3 separate regions of the Homo sapiens genome follow, and regions 2 and 3 are each linked to region 1. A link is an interaction called in ENCODE POLR2A ChIA-PET data of the cell type or tissue named here. Cell type or tissue: endothelial cell of umbilical vein. All regions are shown on one strand. Links, peaks and the distances in the headings refer to the core of each region. The heading gives the core; the rest is flanking DNA.

Region 1 (6,121 bases), core at 1,323-5,322:
AGGGGAGAAAAACTGACAATTGAGCATCCCTTATCCAAAATGCCTGGGACCAGGAAGTGCTATGGATTTTGAGCTTTTTCAGATTTTGGACTATTTGCATTACACCAAAGGTTCAGCATCCCAAATCTGAAATGTTCTAATGCGGGTTTCCTTTGAGTGTCATTCTGACACTCAAAACATTTTGGATCCTGAAGCATTTCGAATTTTCCAGTTAGGGATACTCAACCTGTAGGAACACTGTCAGTAATGACTTTTTTTTTTTTTTTTTTTTTTTTGATGGGGGAGGAAATAGAACAGAATTTAAAGATGCTTTTATTCAAGTGTTACCCTCTCATCATATAGCACGTTCTCACCTGATGAGTGGGACTTTGCCTCACTGGGGTAAAGTCTGCTCAGCTCCCCATCCACCACAAAATGATGGGGTTGTCTGTTCTGTAAATTAGGCATTCGGAGATTCAAAGGTCTTTCTCCTAATGAAAAGAAAAAAGAAATATGCATAATATTAAAAACATACCATGGTTTTTCTTAAAAATAAATTTTGCCTGAACACTCCTTAGGAAAAAAGTGAGGAGAGTCAACGAGCACTGAAGAATTTAAATAAGACTTGGAAAAAACATTTTAAATAATAATTTAAGAGGAAAATGGCAAGTCATTTCATGCCAGTCCCAAGGTTTACAATTCTGCCAGGATATTTTTAAGAGCTAAACAAAAGACTGAGAATTCCTGTGAGCATTCCAGTTTTGGCATATAATACATCTCCTCTATAAGGCATTTTCTTACTAGAACAACCATTTTACCAAGGCATGTCATTAATCATATAATAACAAGTACTAGAAAGACACAGAAGGCTTCAAGCCAATTAAAGATTAAAAAAAAAAAACTACAGCAAAATCCGTGAAAAAACAGATTTAGCACAAATATGGGAAAAAATTATACACCCAATCATGTTGTCATGTACTGAAATCCATCACATTAGCAAATTGTCACCCCACACTGAATTATCCTGGTGTCACAAATTAGAGTCACCAAATCTTTAATAATTGCCTTTGCTTCTTAACTGTTAAGGATAATTGGAGAAGTTAAACAAGACCTCAACTCAGAGGTTCCTGTAATATTTTTAAAAGGAAGAACTTTCTTCTCTTCCAGTACTCTGATGTGTTGACACATGTAATATTTCAGTCCATGGCTGGAGAATCCTTGTTAAGATGGTATCCTTACCTAGGAATCCTTTTATTTTTTTACAATAATAACCACTCTCTAGAAAAGTATAACAATAATATATAAAAAGGAGGCACTATAAAATTATTTTTTTTCTTCAAACACTTATTACTATTTGAAACTAGAGGATATATAACCTGTACATCTCCCTCCACTACATGTAAGCTCCAGGTAAACAGGGATTTGTTCCCTGCTGCATCTTCAGTGCCTAGGAGAGTGCCTGGCACATAGGAATTGCTAAAAAAATAAAATGCCTGTTGGTTGGGTGAATAACAATGACTTGGGATTTTCTTTATGTGAGGATGTGAAAAGAATGAAGTACTTTTTAGAATGGTAAAAACACTCACGAATCACATGGCTTTCTAAACCTGAGCTGTACTCTGTCATAACACTTTAGATGCAGTCACCATATTCTTTTAAGAACCAAATGCTGTAAATTTCACAAACTTGTTTTTGAAGTCTAAAAAAATATGAAGTTTTGGTCATTTAAAAAGGATAAACATCTCTCCCGGAATCTGCTTCTTCGGGGAAAATAATCTGTACTGTTGACATCTCACATTCCCACCAACCCCTACAAAATAATACATGTCAATCTCAGGTGCCAACTGCTTAAAGATTAAAAAATTTACAAATTAAAATTTGCAGGATAAATTATCTTTTTAGAAAAATGAAGAATTCAAAAAATAATTTTGATAAGAGAACCTGTAAAATAATCTCTACAAAATATCATAATTTAAAAATCAGCCACTGTCTTCTGTTTCTCTTTGAAGTGCACATAGTGGCCCTAAAGGCATAGGATATTCTAAAGATGTACCTTGTCCATCTGAGTTATCGGAAGTCAAGCCGTTAGGACTGTGCTCTTCTGAGCTCTGCCTGTAAAGCCCTGCAGACAACCTCCTCTCGGCATGCTGCAGTCTCTCATAGCCAGCTTGGTTGCAAAGGAACTCCATCTGCTTTGCCATCACCTTTTCAGGCTGCTAGTAAGTAAAGCAAAAATCAAATCAGTAACTGAAACATTCTAGATTTTTTAATGGTTTAAAGATGCCAATTTCAGACTCCAGCAAATATATTTAGTATTCATTAAAATTAGTTCACACTTCATGTGGTATACAAATTCCATAAATATGCATAGATGTCTATATCATCATGTTAAAACATAAAAGGCTGGATATTGTACAAAAGATAAAAGCTTTCTTCTCAATTCTTTCAAGAGAATTCCATGTCAGCTCAAAAGCAACATAACCTTAGCTTTGTTTTCCAAGGTACTAAGTCCTTTAAAGGATTTTTTAAAACAGAAATCTAAAAGCAACAGCAACATCTGCTATAAACTACTTCTAACACTTGGGGCGAAATCTTGGCATTTTTATTTTAGGATCTGGCAGTACACAGACTCTGATATGATGACAATATGTTTGGGGGAGAAAAGGTGTAAAACGGCTGTCTAGAAGAACAAGACAAATACACTTCCCACTAAAATTAAACAATGTAAATTATGCAGAAAAACATCAGTGCCAATAAGCATCTTTACCTTCATCATGAAATGAAACTGCAGTATTTCCCAACCAATCATAAAAAGGCATATTTTAAATATACAATTAGTCAACTGACATATAAATTTATCTCTGTATGTGTTTTATAAGTTCCTTTTCAATGCACTGCTCTAAATTACTTATATGTGATATTCAGAGCAGTGTATTTGTGGTATTTTGCCAAGGAGATAATAGTCAAAATGCACAGATATGAATCACTACCATGCTATATAAGAGAGTAGGACAAGAAAGCTGCTATATAAAATTGGTTACAAAATGCCCTGATTCACAATGTAAAAATCAGTAGGTAAAATATATTAATTCACAGAATAAACATGATAAACACACTATTTTTCTGAGTGCATATAAACCAAATCAAAAGTAACTACAACTTCATTTCATTTGAACTTGTTACTAAATTGACAAAATTTAAATAAGCATATCTGAGGTAAAAAATGTATTTTTCATCCTAACATGAAAAAAACAAAACTTAGCAGTACTAAATTTGATCAAAAGCAACTTATTACAAAGAAGCTGTTCAATAGGAATAAAAGTTTACAGTGCTTTCTAAAAGATGATGTTTGCAGAAAGCATTTTAAAATTTTAATTTCAGTATACAGACAAAATTAAATAACTTAATGGCAAAAGCACCTGAAGCCACATATTCATTTAATAGTTTTTCAATAAATATGAATTTAAAAGATTTAACAATAATTACAATGTTGACTATTAATATTTTATTGAGAACTAGTATTATTTTATCTCAGAGTTGCATTACACACAGCCATGGTCAACATGGCTGGTTTTCCTGATTATCAAACTGTTTAAGTTTTCTTGAGCAGAGAATCTGTCTCACTTCCTACAAAACTACAAGAATAAATAAGTAGCACCATATCAGATTCCGTTCATAAACTGAATCAAACCAAGTTGTTATTGCTCTCATGTTGATACAGCTGTGGCTCAGATGACGTTTTAAAAAACAAACGGAAATAAAAAGTCAGGCCTCAGATACTTAAAACTGAAGCTAGTTGAAGTAGTCATTTATTTTTTAACCTTCAGATACTATCATGGAGTAATAACTGGGAGTTTATGTTACCTGTGAACTAAGAGCTGCAAGTTCTTCACTCTTAGCTCTAGCCTGCTGGAAGAGTGTTTGCACAGAATCCTGGAAATCTGGAAACCCATCCTGTGGGTCAAATAAGAAGTCCTTTATATTTAGAGTTTGTAAATAATAAAATATTATCAAAAACTTGAAAATAAAGCAAACTCTTAATCTCACTACCTGAATAATCATGATTAAGATTTTAATGGTTATAAAATATTTCATTTCAGCCTTTTATGAAACATACATTATTTTCTACAGCTGTAACCTCAGTAGAAACATAAATAAGATGAAAAATGTCATCATTCCTATTGTTTTACACTGGAAAGAAGGCTTTATGATCATTGATAATAACGGTTATATAACATTTCACCTAGGCTGGGTGCAGTGGCTCACGCCTGTAATCCCAGCACTTTGGGAGGCCAAGGTGGGCAGATCACCTGAGGTCAGGAGTTCGAGACCAGCCTGTCCAATATGGTAAAGCCCCATCTCTACTAAAAAAAAAAAAAAAAAAAAAAAAAAAATTAGCTGGGAGTGGTAGCACACGCCAGAAATCACAGCTACTAGGGAGGCTGGGCAGCTACTTGGGAGGCTGAAGCATGAGAATCGCTTGAACCCAGGAGGCGGAGGTTGCAGTGAGCCGAGACTGCACCACTGCACTCCAGCCTGGGTGACAAAGGGTGATAAAGTGAGATTCTGTCTCAAAAAAACAAAAACAAAAACAAAACACATAAAAAACATTTAACCTAGTGGGGGGTTTGATTAGCCACTATCCTCGCATTGGACATTTTTTATTCTTTTCCTAATTTTTGGTTTTATGAAAAACACTGCAAAAATATTTTCATGGAGATAGCATTTTCGATAGCTTAGATTATCTACTACAAAAGATTCCCAGAAGCAGAATTACTGCAGAGATGATATTTTTGTGCCTTATGTACTTTCGCTAAACCTATAGAGGGCCTTTACTAGTTTATCATACCACAAGCAATACATGACAATTTCCTTGTCAGCACTAAGAATTCTTGTTTTCTTAATTTATGCCAATTTATCTATACTTTTGATACTCAAAAATCATTTAATTTTTATATGCCTGTTTTATATGCTATAGTTGTACATACTTTTATTTTGTGATTTCAACTGTTGCTATAAAGTTTAGAGAAATTCTGCTTCAGAAATTTGGTTCAGTACTTAAATCTACCCTCTAATTTTTCTAAAAGTTTGATTTGTTTTTTAAATTTAACCCTCTGACCTATCTGAAATTAATTTTGTTACATGAAATGTGGCTAACGATCCAAACTAAATGTTCTTTAAAGTGCTAACCGATAATCCCAACCTGAATTGCTCAAGGATTCCTTCATGTTGGCTTGCGATTTCACCTTTATCATAACCTATGACAGGAAATGGAGCTTTGGAATTCGAAAGGCCTGTCACCACTCACTAGCTATGTGACCACCGGATGAGTAACTTAACCTTTCTGAACTTCAGTTTCCTCACAGGAAAATTGAGGATAGGAGAACCTATCTATTAGGATTGTTGTGAGGACCAAATGAGATAAAGCAAGTGAGATAATGCCTTCAGCATGTAATAATTACTAAATAAGTAAGTATATCAATACATACTAAATTCCCATAATAAATAGGGCCTATCTGGGGGCACTGGATAAAACTTCAACTTAAATTACTTCCATTTTATACTTGGTATTCCACCTACTTTTTTCAAGGTTTTCTTTTTTTGACTGTTTATTGCTCATGATCATTATAACTACAAAATATCATGACAGCATGGTTTTAGTAACTTTAGTGAAACCTCCTAAAGGACTCCTCACAGAAATTAGCATTTACAATTAAACTCCAAAACATTATTTCTCCCCTTCTTTGATAAGCTATATATTTGCAGCAGAGGGCAAATCCTTAAAAACCAAAGTTCTTACAATACACAGCAGAAAAAGATGGAATAATGTAATAATAACAAAATATTTTACCTTATTTGGGATATAAGATAGTGGTTCAAAAATTTTCCCCCATCAGGGTCTTTTCAATAAATTATTTCTCCACTGCAGATTTCTTTCAAATATTTTATCTATCAAAATACATTCCCCAAGTAATAACTAATTTGCTATTTTTAAAATTCAAAGACATGATATAGAGCCAAGAGCTAATAAACTTAACGTCTTAAGATGGTCCTATGTAGCTTTATCATGGGCCAGTATGTAATTAGCACTTTTGAAGTGTTGAAAATAGCCACTCTTCTAGGTTTCCATGTTGGCTCACAG
Region 2 (6,121 bases), core at 855-4,854, 55 kb after region 1:
CAAGGGCATTTGCCACAGCATGGACCATGCAGGACCATACTTCCACAGAGCCCTGTGAGGCTGCAAGGAAGGAGAGCACTAGTGAAATGGTCAAGCTTCCCACTTCCCTCTAGACCTAGCAATGGAAACACAACTCACCCTTGTCACTCTTTGGATCCAGTAAGACCATAGTGTCTTTTTCTTTTCTTTTCTTTTCTTTTTTCTTTTTTTGAGACAGAGTCTTACTCCAGTTGCCCAGGCAAGAGTGCAGTGGCGTTATCTCAGTTCACTGCAGGCTCTACCTCCTGAGCTCAGGTGATTCTCCCACCTCAGCCTCCCGAGTAGCTGGAACTACAGATGCGTGCCACCATGCCCAGCTAATTTTTGTATTTTTAGTAGAGATGGGGTTTTGTCATGTTGCCCAGGCTGGTCTCGAACTCCTGGACTCAAGCAACCTGCCTGCCTGGGCTTCCCAAAGTGTTGGGATTACAGGCATGAGCCACCATGCCCAGCCCATGGTATCTTTGGACAATTTGGGGAAAGTCTATATTGGACTGTCTCCTGATAGGGTAAGTGAGGATTTGAGAAATTAATTACAAAAATAAAAGTCATGACTATAACAATAAAGTGGTTTTGTGGATTAGGTTATACAGTATTGATCTATATTATCCAAATATTCTGCAATCAACATGTGTTAATATATAATCTGAAAGAAGTTGCTTTTATAAGTCTTATTCTAAATTACCAAATTAGCTTTAAAATATAACATATGCTCTTTGGTACATATTCAAAATAAAAGTAGTAAAATATTAATATAAAGTTTTTTTTACATTGATCTTATAAAACCACTTGATCTTGTAACTGGTCTCTGACAATGTCTAAGGTTTGTTTCCTTGACCAAAAGGGCTTTGCTGTACTGTCAACACTGAGAGCCTAAATAAAAATGCAACACGATTGTAGCAAAGTTGATGGTGTCCTGTAAGGCCCATTCCACACAACCAGCAAAGTGAAGCTATGTTGTGTGATCATCCTGCTGTTTTCTAATCTATTTCCTTTGGTTGGATATGTAAGCATCTTGGAAACAGTTTCTTCCCCATCTAGAACTCTGCAAGTCTCATACAACATCTTCAAATAATTTAAGTTGGTCATATCTTTACAATTCTTGAGATTTTTGTAGCTGATACGCTTGGCCTGTTGAAATATTAAACAGATAAAATCTGCAAAGTAGTATTATCATTTTTTATATTTGTTTTTCTGCTGTGTGACTCAGATCTTTTTTTTTTTTTAATTAGAAACAGGGTCTCACTATGTTGGCCAGGCTGGTCCCAAACTCCTGGCCTCAAGCAATCCTCCTGCCTCAGCCTCCCAAAGCACTACGACTACAGACATGAGCCACTGTACCTGGCCAATATTATGATTTCTCGAACAACACTGAGATTTAAACTGAGTGAAGTTAAATTAGAAAATTCTGTTACTAGTTCAAAAGGTTCATGAAAAAACGGAATTAAAAGATAAAAATAAAGTATATAAACTTCATTTCTCAACATAAACTCCAACAGGTTCAAGACATTTTTATAAGTGATAATAGCCATTTAGTCCATCCCTAAAGAACTGAGGGTTCTATGAAATTAACCAGGTCAATGTAGTCTTTTTCACATTATTAACTGAAAAAAAAAGATTTAAGGATTTTTTTAGGAAACAAAAAGTCAGAAGGAGCCGTATCAGGACTGTAAGGTGGATGCCTAATCATTTCACATCAAAACTCAAAGTATTGCCCTTGTCTGGCAGGGCAGGGTGTAATCCCAGCACTTTGGGAGGCTGAGGTGGGCAGATCACAAGGTCAGGAGTTTGAGGCTAGCCTGGCCAACATGGTGAAACCCCGTCTCTACTAAAAATACAAAAATTAGCTGGGCGTGGTGGTGCTGGCCTGTAATCCCAGCTACTCGGGAGGCTGAGGCAAGAGAATGGCTTGAACCCAGGAGGCAGAAGTTGCAGTGAGACGAGATTGCTCTGGGCAACAGAGCGAGACTCCATCTTAAAAACAAAAACAAAAATTGCCCTTGTCTGATGAGAGGAATGAATGAGCAGGAGCATTGTTGTGGTGGAGAACTCTTTGGTGAAGCTTTCCTGGGCATTTTTCTGCTAAAGCTTTGGCTTTCTCAAAACATGCTCATAATAAGCAAATGTTACTGTTCTTTGGCCCTCCAGAAAGTCAACAAGCAAAGTGCCTTGAGCATCCGAAAAAATCCTTCACCACGACCTTGGTTCTTGATGGTCTGCTTGTGCTTTGACTGAAGCACATCCCCCTCTTGGTAGCTATTGCTGTGATTGTGTTTTGTCTTTAGGATTGTACTGGCGAAGCCATGTTTTATTTCCTGTTACAGTTCTTTGAAGAAATGCTCTGAAATTGTTGATCCCACTTGTTTTAAAATTTCCGTCAAAAGCTCTCCTTTTGTCTGCAGCTGATCTGGGCACAACGGTTTTGACACGCATCAAGTGGAGAATTTGCTCAACTTTAATTTTTCAGTCAGAATTGTGTAAGTGGAACCAACTGAGATGTCTATGGTGTTGGCTATTGTTTCTGCTGTTAATCATTGGTCCTTTTCAATTAGGGCTCAAACAAGATGAGTTTTAACTCACAAATTGACGTGGATGGTCTGCTGCTCTAGGCTTCAGCTTTAACATTGTCTCACCTCTTCTTAAAATGAATTATTCTATTTATAAACTGCTTAGTTTTGGGGGGCATTGTCCCAATAAACTTTTCATTAAAAGTTAATGATTTCATCATTCTTCCAACCAAGCTTCACCAAAAATTTAATGTTTGTTCTTGCTTCAATTTTAGCAGAATTCACGTTGCTCTGATAAGGGACTCCTTACAAACTGATATCTTAGTGCCTCGAACTAGATCCTTTTCAGACATGTTATAACAAGTTAGTACAAGTTTATTTTGGTGCAAAAAATTTTTGACATCTATGCATAGTTTTTTCATAATACGTATTTCAATGAACTTTTTAAAGACCGCTTGTGTAATGTGTTTTACTTGTCTAAGTTCCCTACTAAATTGAAAGCTCATGGGAATCGGGCTGTGTCATGATGGCTTCCAAAACTTCAGCATTTGACCTGGTGCAGAGCATATAGCAGCTGCAAGATAAATCTGATGAATTGTTTTTTGAGGAGGAGTTAGTGAGCAGGGCCAGGCGCAGCTAGGACTGACGCTCTGCACAATTCTGGACCAAAAACATAGCTTTCACTATTTGGATATGTCATCTGTCTAATTCTGGGTTCTTAATTGAGTTTGAGATTCTTGAGATTTTGGATAGTTAAACTCAATGAAAGAATTATGATTGTGCTTTGTGGTCAGAAGCCTTATGGAGTCAACATCTGAGGAGAGGATTTTTGTTGCATGGAAGAGAAACTAACTTCAGGCCAGGCGAGGAAGTAGCACAATCTCCTGGGGGACTAGAACCAAGAGCCAGGAAGCTTCTGGGAAGCCGGGAAGCTGGCTTTTTCTCATGTCTATTTTTCTCACTGTAGATTTATTTTTCTTTCTCTCTCTCTTTCACTGCCTGCAGGATCAGCAGATCTGTTTTCACTACCTCAAGGTACACAGCCCCAAACACTGCCCATCCCCAGCTCCCCATGCACATCTTTCCTGTTGGAGAAACCAGGAGAGAGATGAGCATTTCTGTTCCAGTTCCGAACTCCCCAGAGAGATTCTGATGGGCCCAGCTTAGGTCAGGGGATAGTCTTCACTCAAGAGTTCCTGAGATAACAGAGACTGGAGTAGCAGGCATTGCAGAACTGATTTTATAAAGGAAGAACGTGTACCATAAATATTGCTAGTTAAGAGCATGTATACTGTTGAGTTCTACCTCCTCAGAAGTCTAAAAGGTTTCCTTCCTTTGAGGGTGAAGAAGCAGTAACAGGCGTCCTCCATCAGACCCCTCTCTGTGGGCACCTAGAACACTTCCCATTGACGTCTGCTTCAAGGGGAGGTCACTAAAAGTGCCCCACATGATGCAGCAGACATTTCGCTGGTCCCAGTGCCCTCCCCAAGACCTTCCAGATGGTGAAGTGTTAAGAGTCTAAAATGGAGTAAATGATCTGCAGAAATTCAGTGGTGTCAGAGGAGCCAGTCCAAAGTCACTCGGCTCTAAACGCTGCGATTCTATTATTTTAATGATGCCCAGGAACACAAAGAGGCACGACAGACCCAGAGGCAAGTGTGCAGCTGCCAGGGGAGCAGCTGGAGGGACTGCGGGGGGCTGCTGGCCGGCCAGTTCCCAGTGGGAGGAGGGACGCGGTAGGCGCGGGAGGAGGAAGAGCGCAGTGCGAGGGCGGAGCCGCGGTGGCCTGCGCGATGCAGTCTGTTGCGCTCAGCTTATTAGCTTGGCACACGGATAGAAAAATGTACGTTTGAATCTATTTCTGGCTTTCAAATGTGTGAAGAAAACACATAACTTTATTATTTTATTTTTGTAAAGTTAGAGACAGATGCCCCTAAAGCATATGCATTCTATAAGAAATTCCTATTCTTTGGTGGCACATCTTTGGAAGCAAAAATCAAGGACAAATAGGTCATCTCTAAGTTTTCTGCAGGAATATTGGCAATAAAAAGAATAGAGTCAACACTGGTAACTAATGGAGATGAGGGAAATACAATCTGGGAAGATGTTAAGGTTTTTTTTTTTTTTCCCTAAGAACTTTTAAAGGAAAAACAATGAAGTAAGTGTTGATGTAATATGAATATGTTATTACTTGTTAAGTGCCAAAAATACTGCAGATATAAATAACCTTTTAAAATGTAGTCAAGAAACATTTGAACACTTATAGAAATTCCCTCACCAGAGGTGTTTGGAAATCTTCAAATCTTAATATCCTTTTGTGAATGGTCAGAGTAAATCAGAAATGAAAGAAATCTGGAAAAATAAAAACACATTATCTGTGCAACAAAAGCATTCCTAGAAGGGGTTGTTATGATAAATAGAACTCCAACTGGAGTGCCATATAGTCAAAGAAAAGTCTTATAAAGCAAAATACTGCAAGATTTATTTATTCAAAAACTGTTGTTGAGCACATTCTATGTGCCAGGCACAGTGCTAAGCTTGGGACAACACGGGAAAATAAAATGGACGTTGTCCCTGCATGCATGTCCCTCCCCAGGCTTTTGGTGTGTAGAGAAAGTACCATAACTGCCAAATAAGTAAATAGTTGAATGGGGCCTTAGAGATCAGTGTGACAAAAAACAAGTGTAGATGTTAATCCATTTCAAAATACTCTTCACAGACTTTCAGTATTCCTATGATTTTCTGGAAATGAGACAGGAAATCAAATAATATTTTTTTGAAGAGCTGAGGTCCAATTTTCAATATGTAATCCAGTTCTTTTCAGGAAGTGTTAATCATGTGATTCCTATTACCATTAAAAACCGTCATCATCCTGTAATACTGACCATCTGTTTCAGATATGGCACGCACACTTGGGAAACCCAGAATAATGGGAACTCAAAACTGTTATTCATTCGAGAGCTCATCAGTCCAAGAAGATGCCACCTTGGTCAGATGTGGATGAGGCATGACTGGACCGACCCTGTGGGCTCGGCACCCACCTGTGCTATAAACTGTTCATGTGAAAACTGTGTGCCCCTGGGTTGTCTGACCTGCAGCTGTACCGCACTTTTAGTACAATGCCTGCCACCCACAGGAGTGTTGTCACAATTGAAGTGAATGCTATAAAGCATTGTGAGCAACTCAAAAGAAGGGTGCTGCTTAACTACCCAAAATTACTATACACCCACAGGTAAAGCTCTCTCTCTCTCTTTCTCTCTCTCTCTCGACACTCTTAATATGGTAATATAAAAGGGCATTCCTCAGGGTACATTTAAATGTCTGTGTGTGTTTCATTCCATTTGTTATTCATTTTAACTTTTAAATTAATTATTATTTTCAGGATGTTATCCTTGCACTAAAGGAAACCTATTAATTTAATGCTTCTATGTCACTACTATGGACTGAATATTTGTGTCCCCCCAAAATTCATATGTTGAAATCCTAACCCTCAATGTGCTGCATTGGGAGGTGTGGCTTTGGGGAGGTGATTATGTCATGACGACAGAGTCCTCATGAATAAGATTAGTGCCCTT
Region 3 (6,121 bases), core at 855-4,854, 75 kb before region 1:
ACCAGATAGAGAAACACTAGCCTTCCACCACCTCCATCATCACCTCCTATTTGAAGACAGCTTCTAACAGGAGCTGACTTACCATAGGCCCCAGATCAGTCTGGGTAAAGGACTCTGGGGTTTCAAATTAGAGCCTGAGAAGTCTAAGCAAGAACCTGGAATGTGCCAAAAGTATGTGTTAGAATTAAAGCAAACAGCCATTCTATATTTACTTGGAGGACAAAGAAAGTCATTTAAAAAAATAGGCAACATCCTGGTGCAGAATTTAAATGTATACTTACATTACTTGAAGATTTCCTCATCAAGAAACAAATTTCCATTTCTAATCGCCCTTTTCTTGTGTCCTCTGTACAGATTGCAATTAAGAGGAATATCTACAGAAAACTTAAAATTGTCATAAGTAGCACATGTATTTTTGATGCATTCAAAATAGAGATAGTCCAGGTGCAGTGGCTTACACCTGTAATCCCAGCATTTTGGGAGGCCGACTCAGGAGGATTGCTTGAGGCCAGGAATTGGAGGCTGCAGTGAGCTATGATCACACCACTGAACCCCAGCCTGGGCAACAGTGCAAGACCTTGTCTTCAAAAAAGGAAAGAAAAACAGGCCGGGCGTGGTGGCTCACGCCTGTAATCCTAGCACTTTGGGCGAGCGGATCACTTGAGGTCAGGAGTTTGAGACCAGCCAGGCCAACATGGCGAAACCCCATCTCTACTAAAAATACAGAAGTTAGCCGGTTATGGTGGCACATGCCTGTAATCCCAGCTACTCGGGAGGCTGAGGCAGGAGAATTGCTTGAACCCAGGAGGCAGAGGTTGCAGTGAGCCGAGATTGCGCCACTGCACTCCAGCCTGGGCAACAGAGCGAGACTCCGTCTCAGGAAAAAAAAAAAAAAAAGGAAAAATAGAGAGAGGCTGAAGTTATCAAAATAGAATGATATCTCAAAATAAGAAGTACTGTTGAGAGGTGACAGTGTGCTGGCAGTTCTCACAGCCCTTGCTCGCTCTCGGCGCCTCCTCTGCCTGGGCTCCCACTTTGGCGGCACTTGAGGAGCCCTTCAGCCCACCGCTGCACTGTGGGAGCTCCGTTCTGGGCTGGCCAAGGCCGGAGCCGGCTCCCTCAGCTTGCAGGGAGGTGTGGAGGGAGAGGCGCGAGCGGGAACCGGGGCTGCGCGCGGCGCTTGCGGGCCAGCTGGAGTTCCGGGTGGGCGTGGGCTTGGCGGGCCCCGCACTCGGAGCAGCCGGCCGGCCCGGCCGGCCCTGCCGGCCCCGGGCAATGAGGGGCTTAGCACCCGGGCCAGCGGCTGCGGAGGGTGTACTGGGTCCCCCAGCAGTGCCGGCCCACCGGCGCTGCACTCGATTTCTCACCGGGCCTTAGCTGCCTTCCCGCGGGGCAGGGCTCGGGACCTGCAGCCCGCCATGCCTGAGCCTCCGACCCCCTCCGTGGGCTCCTGTGCGGCCCGAGCCTCCTTGACGAGCGCCACCCCCTGCTCCATGGCGCCCAGTCCCATCGACCACCCAAGGGCTGAGGAGTGCGGGCGAACAACGCGGGACTGGCAGGCAGCTCCATCTATCTGCAGCCCCGGTGCGGGATCCACGAGGTGAAGCCATCTGGGCTCCTGAGTCTGGTGGGGACGTGGAGAACCTTTATGTCTAGCTCAGGGATTGTAAATACACCAATCAGCACTCTGTATCTAGCTCAAGGTTTGTAAAAACACCAATCAGCACCCTGTGTCTAGCTTAGGGTTTGTGAATGCACCAATCGACACTCTGTATCTAGCTACTCTGGTGAGGCCTTGGAGAACCTTTGTGTCCACACTCTGTATCTAGCTAATCTGGTGTGGACTTAGAGAACCTTTCTGTCTAGCTCAGGGATTGTAAAGGCACCAATCAGCGCCCTGTCAAAACAGACCACTGGGCTCTACCAATCAGCAGGAAGTGGGTGGGGCCAGATAAGAGAATAAAACCAGGCTGCCTGAGCTAGTAGTGGCAACCAGCTTGCGTCCGTTTCCATGTTGTGGGAGATTTGTTCTTTCGCTCTTTGTGGTAAATCTTGCTACTGCTCACTCTTTGAGTCCACACTGCTTTTATGAGCTGTAACACTCACCGGGAAGGTCTGCAGCTTCAATCCTGAAGCCAGCGAGGCCACCAGCCCACCGGGAGGAACGAACAACTCCAGACGCACCGCCTTAAGAGCTGTAACACTCACCGCGAAGGTCTGCAGCTTCACTCCTGAGCCAGCGAGACCACGAACCCACCAGAAGAAAGAAACTCCGAACACATCCGAACACCAGAAGGAACAAACTCCAGACGCGCCAACTGTAACACTCACCGCGAGGATCCGTGGCTTCATTCTTGAAGTCAGTGAGACCAAGAACCCACCAATTCCGGACACACTGTGAGTCAGGATCAGTCTTATTATAGCTAATTAGAGCAACCCCATTGCTAAAGAGTTTAGAGCCTGGGTCAGACTTCATGGTAGCAAAGCAATGTTTTATTGTAATAGTGTAATTAGGAATGTGTGGCAATATTTTAACCCCTCCTCCCAAGAGTTCCACAATGCTTTCTTAACATGTTTATAAATATTTGCTTTTGTGCCATTTTAGGGGAGCTTTCCGTACAAACATTTGGCTTTTAATGAGTCATCCACACTCTGATTCATACCCATAAGCTTCCTGCTTTGTTATCAGTGAATATTGGGCTCAGTAACTGCCTTACTTTTATAATTTACATGAATGAATATGGAAAAGGTGGTGGAGGTAGAAAGACATATTCAGGTAAATATAAAAACACCCTGGTTTCTTTACAAGAGATTGACAAATACGGCCCAATACCCTATCATTTAAAGTAAGTGCCAGAATTGTGATGGATTTGTGTTTGGCCTTAAAAAAAAATAAAAATAAAAATAAAAACAAAAACACTTGGATAATTCTACCTGATGTTACATTTTTCTTTTTTTTTTTCTTTTCTTTTTTTTTTTTTTTTTTTGAGATGGAGTTTTCCTCTGTCACCCAGGCTGGAGTGCAGTGACGTGACCTCAGCTCGCTGCAACCTCTGCCTCCCAGATTCAAGCAATTCTCTCTCAAATTGCTCAGAAGCTGAGCAATTCTGCCTCAGCTTCCCAAATAGCTGGGATTACAGGTGCGTGCCACCAGGCTCAGCTAATTTTTGTATTTTTAGTAGAGATGGGGTTTCACCATGTTGGCCAGGCTGGTCTTGAACTCCCGACCTCAGGTGATACGCCCGCCTCGGCCTCCCAAAGTGCTGGGATTACAGGCATGAGCCACTGCGCCCAGCCTGATGTTCCATTTTTCTAATCACCAAGTGTATTTATTAGCTAAGGGTATCCCAGAAATTAAATTACCAACATAAAATTTTACTTGTGCTATTATAATTTAGCTATTAAATCCTAAAATTATCAACTGAAAGCTACTGGAAAAATAAATACTTCTCTTTCTTTTCTCCATATTGAAAGTAAAGAGAATGAGGATCCTTAGCTAAGATTTTAATTAAATCTTTTCTGAGCCAGAATTGCAAAGCTTTTCTTTGTATAAATAAGGACTCGAGTTATAAAGCATAGAACTAGCAATGAGTCTATCTTGGTCCATTTGGATTGCTATAAAGGAGTACCTGAGGCTGGGTAATTTATAAAGAAAAGACGTTTATTCGACACATGATTCTGCAGGATGTACAAGAAGCATGGCACCAGCATCTGCTCTTGGTGAAAACTTCAGGTGGCTTTGACTCCTGGTGGAAGAAGGGAAGTCTAGCTTGTGCAGAGCTCCCATGGCCAGAGAAGGAAGGGGGGTTTGAGGAGGTGCCAGGCTCTTTGAATAGAGCGAGAACTCACTCATTACCAAGAGAAGGCACCAAGCCATTCATGAGGGATACACCCCTGTGACCCAAACCTTGCCCCCCTTCCAACATTGGGGCTTAAATTTCAATGTGATGTTTAGGGGTACAAACATCCAAACCACAGCAGAGAAATACAGAGTTCTGTATTTCTATTCCCAAAGGGCAAAATTTGGGAGGTGAATGGGTCTATATGTGTGTTGGGGGGAAGAAGTTAATATGAAGAAAAGAAACTAAAGTGCTTTACATAATAATGAGAATTACAGATTAAAAAATCTGTAATCTTTCCCTAAAAAGGGAAAGAAGTACCATGCAAATTATGAGGTAAGTAGACTATATGACTTATTTATTTTTATTAGGTTAGAGCAAGAATTGCAAACTCAAGGTCCTGACTCCTTGAATTGCACTCTATGGACCCAGTCATACTTCATTTGCATATTATATATTAAATGCTTTGGCATGATCTTTGCTCCCCCTTACATCCTCAAAACACTCTTTTTCCATTTTTCTTAAAATATATGTTCCTCTTTGTCTATATTTTATTTTTCCAACTTTGAAAAGGACTTACACATAAAAATGGTATCACTTTCTTCTTAACTGTAAGAAAAATGGTCTCAGCCATACATTGATGAATGGCAGCTGTCATTCAGCCTCAGTGTGAAGGAGACAACAATGAGTGGTGAGGACTGTAATAAAATGGAAAGCACATGCCCATCCAAAAGTGAGCATTCACTTCTAGGAACTAGTAAAAATGGTAATAGCCAGATCTTTCTATTTTTTCACAAGAAGCCTGAAAGTATTTAAATATTTTATGACTAATTCAAATGCTTTAAAAATAAGCAATTTGATTCTAGGAGGCCAAACTAGTTGCTATCTATGATTTAAACCATAGTGTCTTTCAGAATTAATGTATGTCCTTGGCGGGTGTGTGTGTGTGTGTGTGTGTGTGATCCCAAAACACCAATAATTACCAGTGAAAAATTTAGGAGATTAAATATGTGTACTTTAATCCACATTGGGGGAAGAGAGAGATATAAAAGGTGCTGAGAACCTTGAAGTGGTGCCCCTCCTGATCTGCCTTCTACCTCTTCAACATACGTGCTGTGCACCATGAAAGACTTGAAGTGCAATGGCAATCTGTGATCCTTTGTGGAAACCTTTCCCTAATTTGCCCCAGAGTGAATGTTTCACACTTGGATTCACATTTGCTGAGAGAGGCGGAAAAATCTTAGGGACAATTAGAACAATAATAACAACATTCATATTATTATTCAATGACAGCAACATTCATATTCATTCTTTCATTCAGCAAATATTTATTGCACACTTGCTATGTGCTAGAACTATAAAATGGCAATGATGTGTTAGGTAATTTGTAATCATGGGGAAAAAATCAGTTAGGGAAAGACAAAACTGCCTTCCCTTATAGAGATTATATTCATTGAGGAGACAAATAATAAATAAAATGAATAGTGTAACATAGGTTAGATAGTGACAAGTGCTATGGAGAAAAAGAAAGTAGGAAAGGGTCATTTCTCTGGTTTCCTGATGTGTAATTGGAATAGATATCCTTGGTAGCTGGTAGAATCTCTGCAGTGATTCCTTGTACTGTGGGGTAAAAGCTATGTTAGCAGGGGAGACCAAGAGGAATAGCTGAAACAAAATTCACTTTCTCAGTAAGATAGTAAATAAGAAAGTGATATTGCATCCTGGGAAACATGGCCGAGATTAGTGCTTCTCTTTAAGACCTAAAGGATGCAGAGTGATGGCCCTCACTCATCCTCATTTAATTCACCTGTCAGGCCCTTGCAAAAATTGGTCTGATCCTGGGGGATAATAAACTCAACCAAATAGTTGCCCCAATTGCTTTTGTTATGCGAGATATATCTTTGCTAGAACAAACTGATTAACCTGGCCTCAGGTACCTTGCATTGATTGGCAAATGTATTCATTTCTATTCCTGTAAAGAAAGAGAAACAAAAGCACGGGAATGACACAGACTTTTACAGCACTGAGCAGGGCTAATTCTCATGCCCTCTGTCATAATATAACCTAAAGGGACTTGGACTGTCTGGATACTCCGCACATCAACACCATAACCCACTATACTGATGATATCATGTGTGATGGTTTTCAAATATGCACACAAATTTCTGATTCTTCTTTCTTCAAGAGGTGGAGCTTAATTCCCCTTCAATTGAGGGTGAGTCGGGCATAGTGACTTGCTTCTAATTAATAAAATATTGCAGAAGTGATGATGTGGTTTTTCT

What was found. Peaks named below come from ENCODE experiments on the same cell type or tissue, not always from the same donor. Only the 100,000 strongest peaks of a DNase experiment are listed, where the experiment ranks them.
Region 2: POLR2A ChIA-PET joins it to region 1 with 6 read pairs; 3 of 35 experiments call an interaction of 5 or more read pairs at or near these places.
Region 3: POLR2A ChIA-PET joins it to region 1 with 6 read pairs; 2 of 35 experiments call an interaction of 5 or more read pairs at or near these places.

The regions. Positions count from the first base shown.
Region 1 is chr2:190,681,550-190,687,670 of GRCh38, reverse strand. It overlaps NAB1 (NGFI-A binding protein 1), which reads right to left. Exons shown (of 10, transcript NM_005966.4): 7 at 3,844-3,933; 8 at 2,033-2,195; 9 at 354-470. Among named protein-coding and RNA genes, the nearest start is that of NAB1, 36 kb to the right of the region's middle. In endothelial cell of umbilical vein, for the core only: no CTCF peak of the experiment used is centred there; DNase peaks (open chromatin) are centred at 3,690 and 5,290; H3K27ac peaks cover 2,578 bases.
Region 2 is chr2:190,626,146-190,632,266 of GRCh38, reverse strand. All of the region lies in intron 4 of NEMP2-DT (NEMP2 divergent transcript), which reads right to left. It also overlaps a transcript of NEMP2 not described here. Among named protein-coding and RNA genes, the nearest start is that of NAB1, 20 kb to the left of the region's middle. In endothelial cell of umbilical vein, for the core only: no CTCF peak of the experiment used is centred there; no DNase peak of the experiment used is centred there; H3K4me3 peaks cover 291 bases.
Region 3 is chr2:190,756,368-190,762,488 of GRCh38, reverse strand. LOC124907946 (a long non-coding RNA gene) reads left to right here and starts at 1,988. Exons shown (of 2, transcript XR_007087780.1): 1 at 1,988-2,397. RefSeq lists an enhancer at 1,481-2,680. In endothelial cell of umbilical vein, for the core only: no CTCF peak of the experiment used is centred there; a DNase peak (open chromatin) is centred at 2,608; H3K27ac peaks cover 863 bases.